Regions from separate parts of the Homo sapiens genome. Here region 1 is linked to region 2. Evidence: read pairs that join two places in POLR2A ChIA-PET (ENCODE). Cell type or tissue: HepG2. All regions are shown on one strand.

Region 1 (4,000 bases), 150 kb before region 2:
AGAAATTGGATCCCATGTGGTCTTATTTCATGAAGCAAACATCTGAAATTGATTACCCCCCTTTTCAAAAGCAATGTTAGGAATTAAACTGTGGACATCCAGGGGCTGTGAATAATGAATGCACCAATGAGGAGAGCACTTCAAATAGACAGGTAAATCCACACGATTCTAAATAATTCAAATAAAATGACTGGAAGAGGGCAGTGGAAAATTACTACTGTGAGAGCAATATGATCAAGGATAACTGGGCACTATCATTCGCTCCAGAATTCTTGTGTTTCATAGGATAAATCTGAGTCCATTCAGCAGTGGAAAATAAAGGGCGACAGAACAGAGTGACCATGGTTACTGTAACATTAGAGGTTTGCAAGACTCTACTGAGGAGATGAGTTCCCCTCTCCCAGAAGGAGTGATCAATGTCATTTTACACACAAAAAAACATTACACAGCTCAAACAGCCACAGGGTCAGCTTTGGGTAACACAAGCCAGATTGTAACTAAGTAGGATTAAAGGATTACATTTCATTTATATGTTCAATTGTCTGTCTCTCAGCTTTTCTTCTTATTACCATAGTACTGGGGAAGTTTACACTTGGCCTTCTTAAAAAACATACTATTTTCAACTTATCTGAAGAGAAAAAGAATATCAATACTTGGTAGAAGCAAAAAGAAATAAAAAAATGTAGTGTATAGATGTATAATGGCAATACAAAATCAGGCTGGTCATATTAAAAAAAAAATGAGATGGGTTTGCAGGTCCTGTTCCCCTAGGTCCCCTTTTGTCTGCATCCCATCTTTTCTTCTGTGAATTCCGAATGGGCAACGAGAGGAAAGTCCTTCCTCTTCCAAAGTAGAACTATCCAGTAGCCCATTTTCCCCACTCATCTTACTGTCTATGACAGATTTTAAATGGTCACAAATTCCTTGACATTCCCTCATGGAGATGAAGAGTTATATCCCCTCTCCTTGAATTTAGGCAGCCTCTGTGATTTTTTTTTCTTTTAAGAGACAATGTCTCACTCTGTCGGGTAGAGTGCAGTGGCATAATCCTGGCTCACTGCAGCTCCAAACTCCTGGGTTCAAGCAATTCTCTCACCTCAGCCTACCAAGGAGCTAGGACTATGCCCAGCTAATTTTTAAAAATTTCCTTTTAGAGACAAGGTCTCAGTATGTCTCCCAGGTTAAAGGGCAGTGGCACAATCACAGCTCAGTGCAGCCTTGAACTCCTAGGCTCAAGCCACCTTCCTGTTTCAACCTCCTGAGTAGCTGGGACTACAGGCACTCACCATGCACCCAGCTCTTTGTGAGTATTTTGATAAACAGAATGCTGTGGAAATGATGTGGTCTGGTATCTATGCCCAGGCTGTAAAAGATTGGAATCTTTGCTCATGGAGCCTGGGAGCTGCCACGTAAGAGCCTGTATTCAAAAAGAGCTGGCTGAGCCCAGCCTTCAGCCATTTCTGCTAAGGTACCAGGTCAGCCGCCAGCTGAATACTACAAGTGGCCATTGTTTGAAGTGACTGAGTTTTGGGGATTATTTTATTGCAGAGTAATAGATAACCATAGCTTGGTCCCAGAACAAGGGGGCAAGTTCAGTTTGCCAGCTAAATCAGGCCTGTCTCATGCCTCTACGAAGTTTGATTGGAACACAGCTACACCCATTTGTTTACACACTGTCTATGTTTGCTTTCCTGCTCGAGAGCAGAGATGAGTAGTTTTGCAAAGGAGTCTATATAGCCCACAAAGCCTAAGATATTACTATCTGGCCCTTTACTTAAAAAGTTCACCGATCTCTCTCCTAGAAAAATCCTTACCCATGAAATACATACTTATCTTTTCTTTTTCTTTTCTTTCTTTCTTTCTTTCTTTTTTTTTTTTTTTTTTTTTGAGACAGAGTCTTGCTCTGTCACCCAGGCTGGAGTGCAGTGGCATGGTCTCAGCTCACTGCAACCTCCACCTCCCAGGTTCAAGCAATTCTGCCTCAACCTCCTGAGTAGCTGGGATTACAGGTGCGCACCACCACACCTGGCTAATTTTTGTATTTTTAGTAGAGACGGGGATTCACCATGTTGGTCAGGCTGGTCTCAAACTCCTGACCTCATGATCCACCCGCCTTGGCCTCCCAAAGTGCTAGGATTACAGGCATGAGCTACTGCACCTGGCCAAAACCCATACTTTTCTTTCCAGGAGAATATATAACTGACCTGTTGCCATTCATCATCTAGTCTTGCTAGACTAGGAGAAAGAGATCTTAAGCTGACTTTGGCCCAGGCATACAACCTTTGAAAAGCCAGTTCTCTTGGTCTCAGTTCCATCATTTGTAAAATGAGGAGATTGGACTAAGTCTTTCCCTAGACATGTTCCACTGGACCCATAGGATGCTCAATGGAAAAGCAGATCTGCAGTCACAATTTTAGGGGAAGCTGTGCACACTATTTGTCCTATTGGAGATATAAAATACACATTGGCATATTCAGGGTTCTGTAGTAAAGAAACCAGACTACCTTTGTTCACCTAAGTGTTTTCTCAAACATTTTTGGTATCAGGATTATTTTCCCATAACACTTACTGATATCACATAGGACCCATATTATAAATAATATAGTCTAGGAAATACTATATTGGGTGCTCTTTAAGGTCCCCTTTTGCTTCAACAGTCCCTGGATCTAGGATTAATTCTGGCTACAGCGTTAACTTTTTTCAGAGCTCCTATAGGCTTCCCTTTCCAAAAACTGTTGCCTTTCATTTCTTAGCAATGTGATACTCTGCCAATGTAATTTGCTGACTTTTCATACTGGAGATATGGTGGCCAATTAAGTAAGTCGCAAATTCTCCTAAAGGAATTAAAATGACACAGTGATCACCAATCTTTGGATGACAATTATAATTATGGTCTTGAAGTAAAGCAGGGGCAAATGCAGACACATTTTAAGGTTACTACTGGTTTTTATAATCCAAAGATTTCTTCACACATGCCAAAATAGAGGATACTATTCCTCCTCAGCATTACTACATCTGTGCAGTATCAATTGAACATGTTTAATAAAGTAAACAGTGTTTAGAAAATGCTAAGTACAAGGTAACCTTATCCATCCAGACTGCCTGTTTAAAATTCCAGGTTATCTTACCAATTATATAAAAAGATAAAGTGTTTATCCTACTGAGATAATGGTAAGGCAAGGCTGTCTTTCCAGTCATGGAGCTGTTTGAAATCTCTGACCTGGGTACAAGTCCTAAGGTAGCTCAGTATATTAGTTGCTTTTACAGATGCAAATATCTTTTCTTGATTCCAGCTATTTCAGATGTAACAAACCATATTATATGTACAACTACTCAATGATCAACCCTCTCAGCAGCTAAAATCCCTCAAATTTAATAGGACACAAGAATTTTCTCTAGTAATTATTAGAATAAATGTTAATAAACTTATTTTCATAAAGATAAAATTTCTCCAATAAATCTCTTGCATTTGTAATTCCATTTAGGTGTCTGCTTCCCAGAAGACCAAACTGATATAACTATCCTTATAAGATTGTTCCAAAAATTGGAAATAATAACATAGTTCCCGGCTTTTGATAGCTAGACAACAAAGATTATCTTCCTTCAACTGTGAAACATTAGAAGGTCAGGGCTGGGCAATACATTCCTCTGTCTGTTCAGTGCCTTAATCATACATTCCACTGTGTAATTGGGCTTCACTAACAGGCAGCGTGAAGTGAAACTTAACAGAGCACGCCATGCTCCAAGCTATCAAATTATCTTCAGGGTAGGTAACCAGGTACATGTGTGTATGGGTGGATGGGTTAGGGGGTAGGAAATTGTCTTTGGAGCCAGATAGATCTAGAATAGATTGAATCCTAATTTGCTATGTCACCTTAGGGAAATCGTTTAATGTCTCTGTTTTCAGTTGCCTAAACTATAAAATGGAGATAATATGGCCTATCTCACCAGGTAACTGTGAAGATTAGAGATAATCTATGTAAAGCATCTAGCACACTGT
Region 2 (4,000 bases):
AGCCCAGGAGTTTGAGACCAGCCTGGATAACATGGCAAGACCCTATCTCTACAAAAAATTTAAAAATTAGCTGAGTATGGTGGTGTGTGCCTGTAGTCTCAGCTACTTGGGAGGCTGAGGTAGGAGAATTGCTTTAGCCCAGGAGTTTGAGGCTGCAGTGAGCTATGCTGGAATCACTACACTCCAGCCTAAGTAAGAGAGAAAGACTCTGTTTCTTAAAAAAAAACACCACCGAGGATTAAATTTTCCTGTCTGGAATCCAGAAAAAAAGGGTCCCTTTTCTTTTTTTTTCAGACACTGTCTCACTCTGTCGCCCAGGCTGGAGTGCAGTGGCATGATCATGCTTTACAAAGCGATTCTTCTGCCTCAGCCTCCCAAGTAGCTGGGATTAAAGGCGTGTGCCACCACACCCAGCTCATTTTGTATTTTTAGTAGAGACGGGGTTTCAGCATGTTGCCGGGCTGGTCTCAAACTCCTGGCCTCAAGTGATCTGCCCACCTTGGCCTCCCAAAGTGCTGAGATTACAGGCGTGAGCCACCATTCCCAGCCAAAAGGGTCCCCCCTTTTTTTTTTGAGGCACAGTCTCACTCTGTCGCCCAGGCTGGAGTGCAGTGGTACAATCTTGGCTCACTGCAACCTCCACCTCCTGGGTTCAAGCAATTCTCGTGCCTCAGCTTCCCAAGGAGCTGGGATTAGAGGCGCCTGTCCCTTTTCTACAGGCTGCCTCATAGGCTCCTTAAGCAAATATGACTGCCTGCCCCACCTACATCTAGGAGATACATCATTTAGGCCAGGTTTTCCTTTTAGCCTCCTGATTTCTATTAGCCTTGCAAATGCATTTTTCTTTTCTTTCTTTCTTTTTTTCTTTAGAGACAGAGTCTTGCCCATGCTGGTCTTGAACTCCTGGCCTCAAGTGATCCTTCTGCCTCAGCCTCCCAAAGTACTGAGATCACAAGTGTGAGCCACCATATCTAGCTGCCTTGTCAATTCTTGCAATAATTTTTGTTCCCAAGTGAAAATAGAAATTAAATTTAAACTTGAGGTCCAGTTTGATGCTGATCAAACAAGGAATTAAATAAATTTGCAGAAACTTTGGTTTTTACATCTCTCAGAAGTATATGCTCAACAAGACATATTCCAAATTATTACTGGCCTACTCAGTTGGCAAATATAAGTGCCAAAAAGGTTGCAAGCATAAATGCCAAAGTAACTGCCCCCTCCCCCCGCCCAAGGCTATCCCTTAGACACACACCAGGAGTGTTTTGGGTACTTTATATGACAAAAATAAAAATGTACCTCAAAAACACTCCCAGGCCATAACAATAAACCACAAGGCCAAAGTCATTACAAGGTAAAATGAGAAAACATCATGTGAATTTTTTGAGTGTAAGATTTATGGCTCACAGCCTTTCAGTCATGTGCTTAGCACAAAAAGAAGCAGAATACATTAGATTTAATAGGCATTAGCCAAAAAAATAAGGAAGTAAGTTCATACACAAAATGATTCAAAGCATAATATCACTTAACAGACATGCTTTATTAAAGTCTGTACCATCCTGGCTAACACAGTGAAACCCCGTCTCTACTAAAAATGCAAAAACAATTAGCCTGGCATGGTGGCGGGCACCTGTAGTCCCAGCTACTCGGGAGGCTGAGGCAGGAGAGTGGCGTGAACCCAGAAGGTGGAGCTTGCAGTGAGCCAAGATCACGCCACTGCACCCCAGCCTGGGTGACAAAGCGAGACTCCGTCTCAAAAATAAAATAAAATAAAATAAAGTCTGTCATTTAGAAGTCTGCAGAGCCTACCAACATTGCCTGGCAGTTGGGCCCTATGTTGGGAAACTACCTACCAGTACCTGGTAAAGCTATCAACTTCTCCTGAGACAAGGCAAACTGCTCTTTGGGCTGGTTTACTTCAATATTTACTCCAGCTCTCCAAATAGCTTTCATTCTCCTGAACTAGTGGAGGGCTGACCTTGCAAACAAGTTCAAAGCAGTTCAAAGTCTGCAAAGAGAAAATCTACTTTTAGATGAATGGTCGGAGCAAGTCCTTATGAAGAAGAAAGGCTGGCTTCTGTTTGTTGTTATTTTTCCTATATAAGTCTACAAACACCAGCACCAGACATGGTAATCCTTCAGACAATTCACTTGGATTCAAGAACGGTATTGCCCGTAATAGATACTAGTATGAAATTTTAAAAATCCATTTGCTTACAGGCTTCTCACTACTGGCTAGCTTGGAAACAAGTTGAATACAACCACAGCATTCATTTCTTTTACTCATTTATTGAATGAAGATCAAACACAGCAAAGTCAAGGCTTAACCTCTCCTGTGTGCTCATTTGGCTGTGAGTGTCAAGACCCTCATATACTGCTTAGACAACCAAAGATTAATAGAGTGAGACCCCCTCAAGAGTCACTGTGATTCAGAAGCTCAGAACAGAGAACTCATCGGGGCTGCAGTGAGCTGTGATCACGCTGCTGCACTCCAGCCTGGGCAACAGAGCAAGACCCTGTCTCTTAAAAAAAAAAAAAAAAAAGAATAGAGAACTCAGAAGCTCTTAGTCTTAATGCTATGTCAGCCCACAACTTGCCAAGTGACCTTACATAATCCTTCTGGCTTTCAGTTTTTTCCATTTTCAAACTGAAGAATGTGAGTGACTCAAAAATAAATAGCCCAATATCCCCTCCTGTCCCAAGGTTTTTACCTTTCTTTCCAATCTGGGCTGAGTAAACCTGCCATTCCTTTCCATGATTAAAGAAGGCAGAAACCTCAGAATATTTTTCTTATTTTCTGTCACTTGATTTCCTCCCTTTTGAATACCAGTTTCTAAAATCCTAGTGTCTTGCCCAGGAAACTAAAGAAAAGGAGGCAGAGATGGAGTCACAGAAATGTCATCACAGACAGACACAGGAAAGGCTCAAGAGAAGCTCCTGCTTTCAAACTGGCAGCTGTTACCTGTTGGTGTTTAAGAAAAAAAATAACACAAACCTAGTCCCTAGGGATGAGGTGTTCCAATGGTTGTATAAATATACATCACAGGGTATAAGGGCCAAGGGGTTTTTTCATTTCACTATGAAAATGTTAAGTAAATAAATACACCCTGTAGTGAGCTGAGTGATGACCCCACACCAAAAGATACATCTGCATTCAAATCCCTGGAACCTCTAAATGTGACCTCATTTGGAAAAAGGGTCTTTGCAAATTTAAGTTAAGGATGTTGCAATGAGATCATCCTGGATTACTTGAATGGGTCCTAAATCCAATGGCAAGTGTCCTTATAAGAGACAAAGGGGGCCAGGCGCAGTGGCTCACGCCTGTAATCCCAGCACTTTGGGAGGCTGAGGCAGGCGGATCACGAGGTCAGGAGATCGAGACCATCCTGGCCAACACGGTGAAACCCCGTCTCTACTAAAAATACAAAAAATTAGGCAGGCGTGGTGGCGGGCGCCTCTAGTCCCAGCTGCTCAGGAGGCTGAGGCAGGAGAATGGCGTGAACCCAGGAGGCAGAGCTTGCAGTGAGCTGAGATCGCGCCACTGCACTCCAGCCTGGGAGACAGAGTGAGACTCTGTCTCAAAAAAAAAGAGACGAAGGGGACAAAGGGGAGAAGACACAGAGGACAAGGTGACATGAAGATGAATGCTGAGATTGGAGTGATGTAACCATGAGCCAAGAAGTCACGGAATGCTAACGGCCACCAGACGCTGGAAGGTCAAGGAACGAAATTCTCCCCCAGAGCCTTCCAAGGAAGGCAACCCTGCTGACACCTTGATTTCCAACTTCTGACCCCTACAACTGTGAGAAAATAAATGTGTGCTATTTTACACCACCGGCTTTGTAGTACTTTGTTGCAGCAACCTCAGGAAACAAGTATGTCCTAAACCCAACCACAGTCAAATTCCTAAATTAATCCCTTTTTAATACATGATACTATCTTTTTCACTTTCGTGGGAGCCATCATTTCAGAATATTTCTCAATGTTTTTCAGCCTCATTACT

Evidence for each region. ChIA-PET counts read pairs that join two places held together with the same protein. Peaks named below come from ENCODE experiments on the same cell type or tissue, not always from the same donor. Only the 100,000 strongest peaks of a DNase experiment are listed, where the experiment ranks them.
Region 1: POLR2A ChIA-PET joins it to region 2 with 6 read pairs; 1 of 35 experiments calls an interaction of 5 or more read pairs at or near these places.

Annotation. Positions count from the first base shown.
Region 1 is chr2:151,848,276-151,852,275 of GRCh38, forward strand. All of the region lies in intron 12 of CACNB4 (calcium voltage-gated channel auxiliary subunit beta 4), which reads right to left. Among named protein-coding and RNA genes, the nearest start is that of ARL5A, 22 kb to the left of the region's middle. In HepG2, no CTCF peak of the experiment used is centred here; DNase peaks (open chromatin) are centred at 1,546 and 3,686.
Region 2 is chr2:151,993,957-151,997,956 of GRCh38, forward strand. The region is part of intron 2 of CACNB4 (calcium voltage-gated channel auxiliary subunit beta 4); the gene reads right to left. Among named protein-coding and RNA genes, the nearest start is that of CACNB4, 100 kb to the right of the region's middle. In HepG2, no CTCF peak of the experiment used is centred here; a DNase peak (open chromatin) is centred at 2,005; H3K4me3 peaks cover 959 bases.